2 separate regions of the Homo sapiens genome follow, and region 2 is linked to region 1. The links are chromatin contacts, found by POLR2A ChIA-PET in ENCODE. All regions are on one chromosome and are shown on one strand. Each heading gives the region's core, a stretch centred on a gene start or an enhancer-like site at or near the end of the contact. The rest is flanking DNA. Distances are from core to core; before and after follow the strand shown. Region 1 holds the start of DORIP1 (dopamine receptor interacting protein 1). Region 2 holds the start of LINC02307 (long intergenic non-protein coding RNA 2307).

Region 1 (3,676 bases), core at 5-2,504:
AGATTTATAATTAAACACATAATCCACATTTACAAACATTTTTAAAGGGCTTTTCTACCTGTAGGAGAGGATTAATATTGAGAGTGAACTTTTTGCAAGTTTTCCAACACACTAGTTTATCTCTAAGAGCCTCAGTTTCCTCATCTATAAAATACCATAAGAAATAAGAAAAAACAGGAAACTAAAAAGAGCAGGCTTTGCCAGAGCTATTAATTATTCTTTTTTGGGCAGAGCCAAAACTCAAGAAATGGAAGTCTCTCTTCCATTTCTAGACTTTTTTAGAGAGATCCATGAGGAAGTTCCCCTCCATAGCTTTGGCCGACCATCACACCGGTCAAGAAGGCATCCAGCCTCTCCCAGGCTCAGCCTGTGACGGAAAACCACACTGATTTACTAGGATAGCCTTGAGCTCTCTCATTAGCCCTCACGTGTTCTGAACGTTAGAGCTAACTTTCCAGACCCTCATTATTTGTTGAAAGGCTGGATGGGGAAAATCTCAACCAGATCTCCATGCCTACTTGCAAGGAGAGGTAGTTTTTGCAGGGTGGCCTGTGTTCTCCAGATGCAGAGCCATACAGGGCCTTGCTTCTTTACGGGAGATACAAAAACTCGGCCCTAATAAACAGAAATAGTGGTTGAGCCCACAAACTAGCATTAAGTTGTCCTAACTGTAATTTCCAGCTCCGTCACTTGCTGTGTGGGACCTTATTATCTCCAAAACCCAATTTTTTCAACTTCACAATGGAATTAAAACAATCTAATTTTTCAAAATGGGGTTAACTTCCACTGTAAGTTACAGTATATTGGCCAATAATTAACTTGAACACTAAAGCTGGCATTTAACAGATCAATTCAACTGTTTTCTAAGTAAATACTTAAACGCTTAAAAAACCGTAATTTACTGAGAAAACAAAGCTTTCTTTCTAGGTTAAGAATTTGAGAAAACAAGACCCAGAAGCAAACTAAAATCAAGTCCTAAAATGGTACAAACCTCAAAAAGCCAATCAGGTTTGCCAATAAAGCTCCGCCTCCGTGCAAACTCTGCCCACTTCCGGCTTCCCCACCCACCTTCTACCAGTGGAACCCCGCCCCTCTCTGCGAGGTCCCGCCCCCCACACCTGATCCTGGTTCCCATTGGGCGAATCTGGATGCTGTATACACAGCCGACACACGCACATTAGGCTGGGGCGTCTTCGCGCCTGCGCAGCTGCGCTGTCAGGCGGCTGAAAACGGGGGGGTTGGGGGGAGGGGGGCGGAGGTCGTGCCGAATCTTCCTCCGTAATAAGAAGCGACGTGTCCCACTGTCCTGGCTCCGTGGGTCCAGTGAGATTGGGCCTGGGCGCTGGAGCTGCTGTGGCTCCCGCCGCGGCGGCTGCCATGGAGGCCATGCCAGAGCCCAGAACTCACGCCGGGGGAGGCCGAGACAGCCGGCGGTACTCATAGATGAGGCAGCGGCGGCGGCGGCGGCGGCGGCAGCCCGGGCTCTCCATGAGCAGGCGGCGGCGGCGACGGGTGCGGCGGCACCGGCAGTTTTCGGTCCCCAGGGAGGTACGAGGAGTTTGCTTCCTGGTGGACGGAGACTGGCCGGTGTGGGAACGCCTTCCGCGGCCCGGCCCTCCAGCCTATTTGTCCGCAGTTCTGAGCACTCGGCGGGGCACTGCCCGGGCAGAGGCGGGGGCGCCCAGCCGACTCGCGGGCCCCTAACTCGGGGACCCGCCCGCCTCGGTGCCAGGCCTCCCGGGCGCGGCTGCCCAGGGCCAGGGTGGGCGTGGCCGGAACGTGGGGGCTCCCCGGGGGCGCACGCCTAGCGTCCGCCTTGTCCCTGTCCCGAAGTCCCGCGCTGCTGGGAGCGGTAGCGCGTGGCTGTACAGGCGTATTTTAGGCGCTGATTTGAGAGGGGACTTTTAGAATCCCTGAGTCCTTAGGGAGTCTGGCGTTCAATGCCTTGGGCATGTGGTGGGGTCCTCACGGCTAGCTTGGGGTACCAATTTCCTCCCTTGGAAGTCACCACGAAAGAAAGATGTTTTGTCAAAGAAATAGAGGTCAGGAGAGTTTTCCAGGTTTATTCAAATTGGAGGGCCCGTAGAGCCTGGAGAATAAAGCCAGCGGAATACATCCTCCAGTCCTTCTAATTACAGTTCCTAGCTAAACAGCTAAGACAATTTTAAGTAAAGCTCTTCACAGCTATCTTTCCATCATTTTTCCCCACCCCTCATTTTTATTGCAATTTACTTTGGAACAAATCACCAAATTCATGATGAAACTAGTATCCTCTAGTTCTTCCAAACCTTCCCTCCTCCCGTTTTTTCCAGAGAAAGACTAAAGTTTCATGCCACATATGTCATTATAGTTTAATTCTCTTAGAGTGTAAGGGTAGTTACACTTCATTTGGTCATGTCTGAAGATAATGTGAAGAAAATATCCTAGAGATTTATGCTTCCTTCCCAATGCACTATTTTAGGAATCCGAACTCAGGCTCTTTAAGCAATCTTAAACCTTGCTACAAAGTTCTTTAAAATTCAACGGAAATAAATCAAACCATAAAGTTATTTTCGTTTTTAAAGTATTTGAATGCATAACTGTTTTTTAAAATCTTTGTAAACAAAACGAATCAGTATCTATTACGAAGAAACTGAGTTTGTGTTTTCCTAGGCTGCAGATTTGCCACACCCTCTTCTTCCTAAGTGGATGACTAGAATCAATGTGTTGGCCAACTAGATATAAACATCCACTCTTCATACTAAATATAGTTACTGGATATTTTAGAGTCCACAGTATCTTGCTTCAAACTGAAAACACTGTGTTCATGTGTGTTTAATATATTGCAGAAGTGAATTTTTACTCGCGTTGCAGAATGTTTTGGACTTAGTTTCTTACACAAATAAAACACGTAGGACTGCAGCTTTATTAAGTGTTGAGTTCATGTTGTGTTTGGGAGGATGCAGCACTTGGAAAAGATGGTCAAAATAAGACACTGATCTCAGTCACTCATTTCTCTGTTTCCACTCCTCAGATGCCTCCCTTTTTTCATAACAATACTTCTCCATAAAAGTAACCTCGGAAAACAATATGATGTTGTTAGTTTATTTGCTTGTCCCAAGTAAAGTGAAGGAGTTTTTTCAATACAATTGTAAAAAGAACTCATTCTTTCAAAAGTATGTGCGCTATATAACATACATATAACACAACATATTTATTAAAATACTTACTGTGGCTTTAAAAACAAAGTGCCTAGTGGTCCTCAAGGTTGGGGAAGAGTGCCAGTTTGAAAAGGGAGGATGCTTTGCTTCATTCTGAAAACATGCATAGGGAATAATCAGGATATTTATCAAGTTCTGAATCAGATCTTCATAGTATAGCCTCTGTAGTTAAAAATTATAGTATATCTAAATTGCACAATAGCACAATTCTCAGTTGCAAATAAAAATCCCAAAGTGATTAGCAATATTAGCTATGCTACTATTCACTTAAGATTGATTTTCATGATTACTCCTCATGCTGTCTTTCAAAGCTAAATGTCAGAATTAGTCTTAGTCTATATAGCAACAGGAGTTTTTTTTTTTACATAGTTTTTCTCTACAACAAATAAAATATGTAGTATAGTTAATATAAAGATTATGTAATGGCTATTATTCTGTACCCCCAATTAAGGATCCCATTATATTAGTTTCTTAAG
Region 2 (3,818 bases), core at 553-3,052, 510 kb before region 1:
GCAGGGGAAGGGGAAGGCTCCTGCAAAAGCAGGTGGCTGGGACTGCCAGCCTGCTGTGCCAGATCCTTGGGCCATGTATCCCAGCCCCGGCATGGAGGGGAGAGCCGTGAGGAGCTGCTGCTTGCCAGTGCAGCCCGAAAAAGGAAGGAAAAGACCATAAGGATGAAAAGGCTCAGAAGGGAGAGGGAAAAAGAATTGTTGGTTTGCATCTCACTCACCACTTCTCGAGCCCCCACGTTGCGCACCAAAAATGTTGAGGACTTTTCCTTAGTTGAGTTAAAGACGGGGTTCTTTGTCCCACTGAGAGGTGACAGCGTGCTGGCAGTCCTCACAGCCCTCGCTTGCTCTCAGCGCCTCCTCTGCCTGGGCTCCCACTTTGGCGGCACTTGAGGAGCCCTTCAGCCCACCGCTGCACTGTGGGAGCCCCTTTCTGGGCTGTCCAAGGCCGGAGCCCACTCCCCCAGCTTGCAGGGAGGTGTGCAGGGAGAGGCGCCAGCGGGAACCGGGGCTGCGTGCGGCGCTTGCGGGTCAGCTGGAGTTCCGGGTGGGCGTGGGCTTGGCGGGCCCTGCACTCGGAGCAGCTGGCAGGCCCTGCCGGCCCTGGGCAATGAGGGGCTTAGCACCCCGGCCAGCGGCTGCAGAGGGTGTACTGGGTTCCCCAGCAGTGCCAGCCCACCGGCGCTGCGCTCGATTTCTCGCCAGGCCTTAGCTGCCTTCCCGTGAGGCAGGGCTTGGGACCTGCAGCCCGCCATGCCTGAGCCTTCCACCCCCTCCGTGGGCTCCTGTGCCGCCCAAGCCTCCTCGACGAACGCCACCCCCTGCTCCACGGCGCCCAGTCCCATTGACCACCCAAGGGCTGAGGAGTGCGGGCTCACTGCGTGGGACTGGCAGGCAGCTCCACCTGCGCCCCGGTTGGGGATCCACTGGGTGAAGCCAGCCGGCCTCCTGAGTCTGGTGGGGGCCTTGGAGAACCTTTATGTCTAGCTCAGGGATTGTAAATACACCAATCGGCACTCTGTCTCTAGCTCAAGGTTTGTAAACACACCAATCAGCACCCTGTGTCTAGCTCAGGGTTTGTGAGTGCACCAGTGGACACTGTTTCTAGCTACTCTGGTGGGGCCTTGGAGAACCTTTGCCTCATACTCTGTATCTAACTAATCTGGTGGGGAGGTGGAAAACCTTTGTGTCTAGCTCAGGGATTATAAACGCATCAACCAGCGCCCTGTCAAAACAGACCACTCGGCTCTACCAATCAGCAGGACCTGGGTGGGGCCAGATAAGAGAATAAAAGCAGGCTGCCCTAGCCAGCAGTGGCAACCCCCTCGGGTCCCCTTCCACATTGTGGAAGCTTTGTTCTTTCACTCTTTGGGTCCACACTGCTTTTATGAGCTGTAACACTCACCGCAAAAGTCTGCAGCTTCACTCCTGAGCCAGCGAGACCACGAGCCCACCGGGAGGAACGAACAACTCCAGACGCGCCGCCTTAAGAGCTGTAACACTCACCGTGAAGGTCTGCAGCTTCACTCCTGAGCCAGCGAGAACCACGAACCCACCAGAAGGAAGAAACTCCGAACACATCGGAACATCAGAAGGAACAAACTCCAGACGCGCCACCTTAAGAGCTATAACACTCACCGCAAGGGTCCGCGGCTTCATTCTTGAAGTCAGCGAGACCAAGAACCCACCAATTCCGGACACACCATGGCCACGAAAATTCAGGCTCATAAACAATTTGAATGGTGAGTGAGACAGAGCTTTATTGGATGAAAAGGAAGAAAAAGGGGAAACAGGGACTCTTGCTAGGCCAGAGTTCCTGCTAAAGCACTTCCTGCCCGCATTCAAATCCTAGGTTCACACAGGAAGAGGAGGCGCCAGGCTCCTCCCTGCTGCAAATGTCTTGAACTTCCCAAGGCACCACCCCAGTGGGCAGGCTGGTTGGTGTCTCTCCAGGGACCCCCTTCCCACCAGGCTGTCTCAGTGGGAGCAGAATTTTCTTTTATTATTGGTCAGTTCCAGTTCCAGATTATAAAATCAATAACTGAAATTGGAAGGATCTGCCTCCCACATCAAGAAAATACCATAGAGAATTATACCTTACAATGAAGAATATCAGATTATTATACACAGTGAAAATTATTTATGGATAAGTTCACAATTTACATCAGAAAGATTTAATGTGATGAATCATTTTAGGAGGGATATCTTTTCAGCTTTTTGCTTCTTACTCAGGTATTCAAAGAGACCAGCTGAGAAACTTATGTGATAATTGGACATCTTTTTTCAATAACATGTGATTTCAAATTCTGAGTAGCTCCTCCTTGCCCAGATATTTCAAAGGTTGAGGCTTAAATATGACCCATATATTAATCAGCTTTGCTGAAGTAACAAGCAACAACCCCCAAATCCCAGTGGCTTATAAAATTATTTTTCACTCACATTGCCCCTAAATTATGAATTGGTTGTGGTTCTGCTAGATGGGACTTCTAATTCCTGAATCAAAGCAGGACTAGCTCCTCTTTTAGATATGCCACAGGGAAGAGTGAGAGAGCTGGCCAAAAACGTGTGCTGCCTTTTAAAGCTTCTGCTTCAGAAGCTCTGGCATATCACATCTACTCATATGCAACACACAGAGAGAACTAAAGGACTCAAATGTGAAAGTCTTGAGGCCAATATATAATCAAAGGAATAGGCAGCCAATAGTTTTTAAAGAAAAAACAAATTTTCTGGGTTTAGGGGAGAAATCTAATATAGAAAAAGAACTGCCATGAAAGAAATTTCTCTTTTTCTGATTTTCCTGTTATATCTCTGCTAGGATGCCAATACTATAAGAAAAAATAAAATATTATTGCCCCATAACATAGAATAGAAAGCAAAACATCAATAGGAGGAGTAAAAACCAAAAAAAAAGTGAAAATAAATAAATAAAAGGAGACAGTGTTACAAGACAGAAGGTAAGTATACAAGAAAAACAAGCTGCAGGAGACAGTACATGTATGGAAGAAATGTCATTTTCTCAAGCCTTAGAGATCTCCACTAAACTAAGCTCTTTGAAGAATAGGCCAAAACTTTGATGAAAATGAGCTCAATTAACAGAAGAATGGTGTAGACTGTATTGCATAGTAAGAAACTCCAGCCCTGTTACATGCAAAATCAAAATTTTAGATTAAAAAAAAGATCAGAGAAAGGCAGTCAAAGAAAAAAATGAGTTCTTGAAATACACCTCACATAAAAATCACTGACTTTCAAAACTCCTCTCAGAAATCTATAAGAAGATATCAATTATTCTGTTAACTGAAATAATTCAGTTATATATTTTAAAATATATGTGTTAAGTACTACTGTTTTTCTTTTTCTTTTTTTTTTTTAATGTAGAGATGGGCTCTTGCTATGTTGCCCAGGCTGGTCTTGAACTCCTAGTCTCAAGGAATCCTCTGGCCTTGACTTCCTAAAGTGCTAGGATTACAAGTGTGGACCAGGGCATCCAGCCTGCTCTTTTAAATAAAGATTTTAATGCCAATAATAAAATTCTACTCTATATTTGAAGCTGAATTTGCAGCTTATCAATAAAAGAATTAAAATATAATAACTAATAAAAATGGGAGAGAGAGAGAGAGAGATTGAAAGAATGAAATGTTAAAAGAGTAAGTGAGCCCCCTTCATTATCAATTTTAGAAAATCTGTAAATACTGCTTAAATTGACAATCAAGAAATAAAGTGTAACTATATTATTTAGTGTTATAGACATAACCACCAAAAGAACTTAAAATACCATAAGTTGCTACTTCTGAGGAAGGGACTGATGGTGAGAGAAAGTAAGG

Evidence for each region. ChIA-PET counts read pairs that join two places held with the same protein, here RNA polymerase II (POLR2A).
Region 2: POLR2A ChIA-PET joins it to region 1 with 10 read pairs in Panc1. The contact joins the promoter of LINC02307 here to the promoter of DORIP1 in region 1. POLR2A ChIA-PET finds 5 or more read pairs at or near these places in 2 of 52 experiments (Panc1 and WTC11).

Annotation. Positions count from the first base shown.
Region 1 is chr14:44,896,021-44,899,696 of GRCh38, forward strand. DORIP1 (dopamine receptor interacting protein 1) reads left to right here and starts at 1,255. Exons shown (of 5, transcript NM_001017923.2): 1 at 1,255-1,548. It overlaps LOC101927418 (a long non-coding RNA gene), which reads right to left. Exons shown (of 3, transcript NR_110050.1): 2 at 3,210-3,293; 3 at 2,888-3,056. RefSeq lists enhancers at 900-949, 1,574-2,073 and silencers at 1,440-1,569, 1,590-1,909.
Region 2 is chr14:44,384,259-44,388,076 of GRCh38, forward strand. It overlaps LINC02307 (long intergenic non-protein coding RNA 2307), which reads right to left and starts at 1,803. Exons shown (of 4, transcript NR_187192.1): 1 at 1,636-1,803.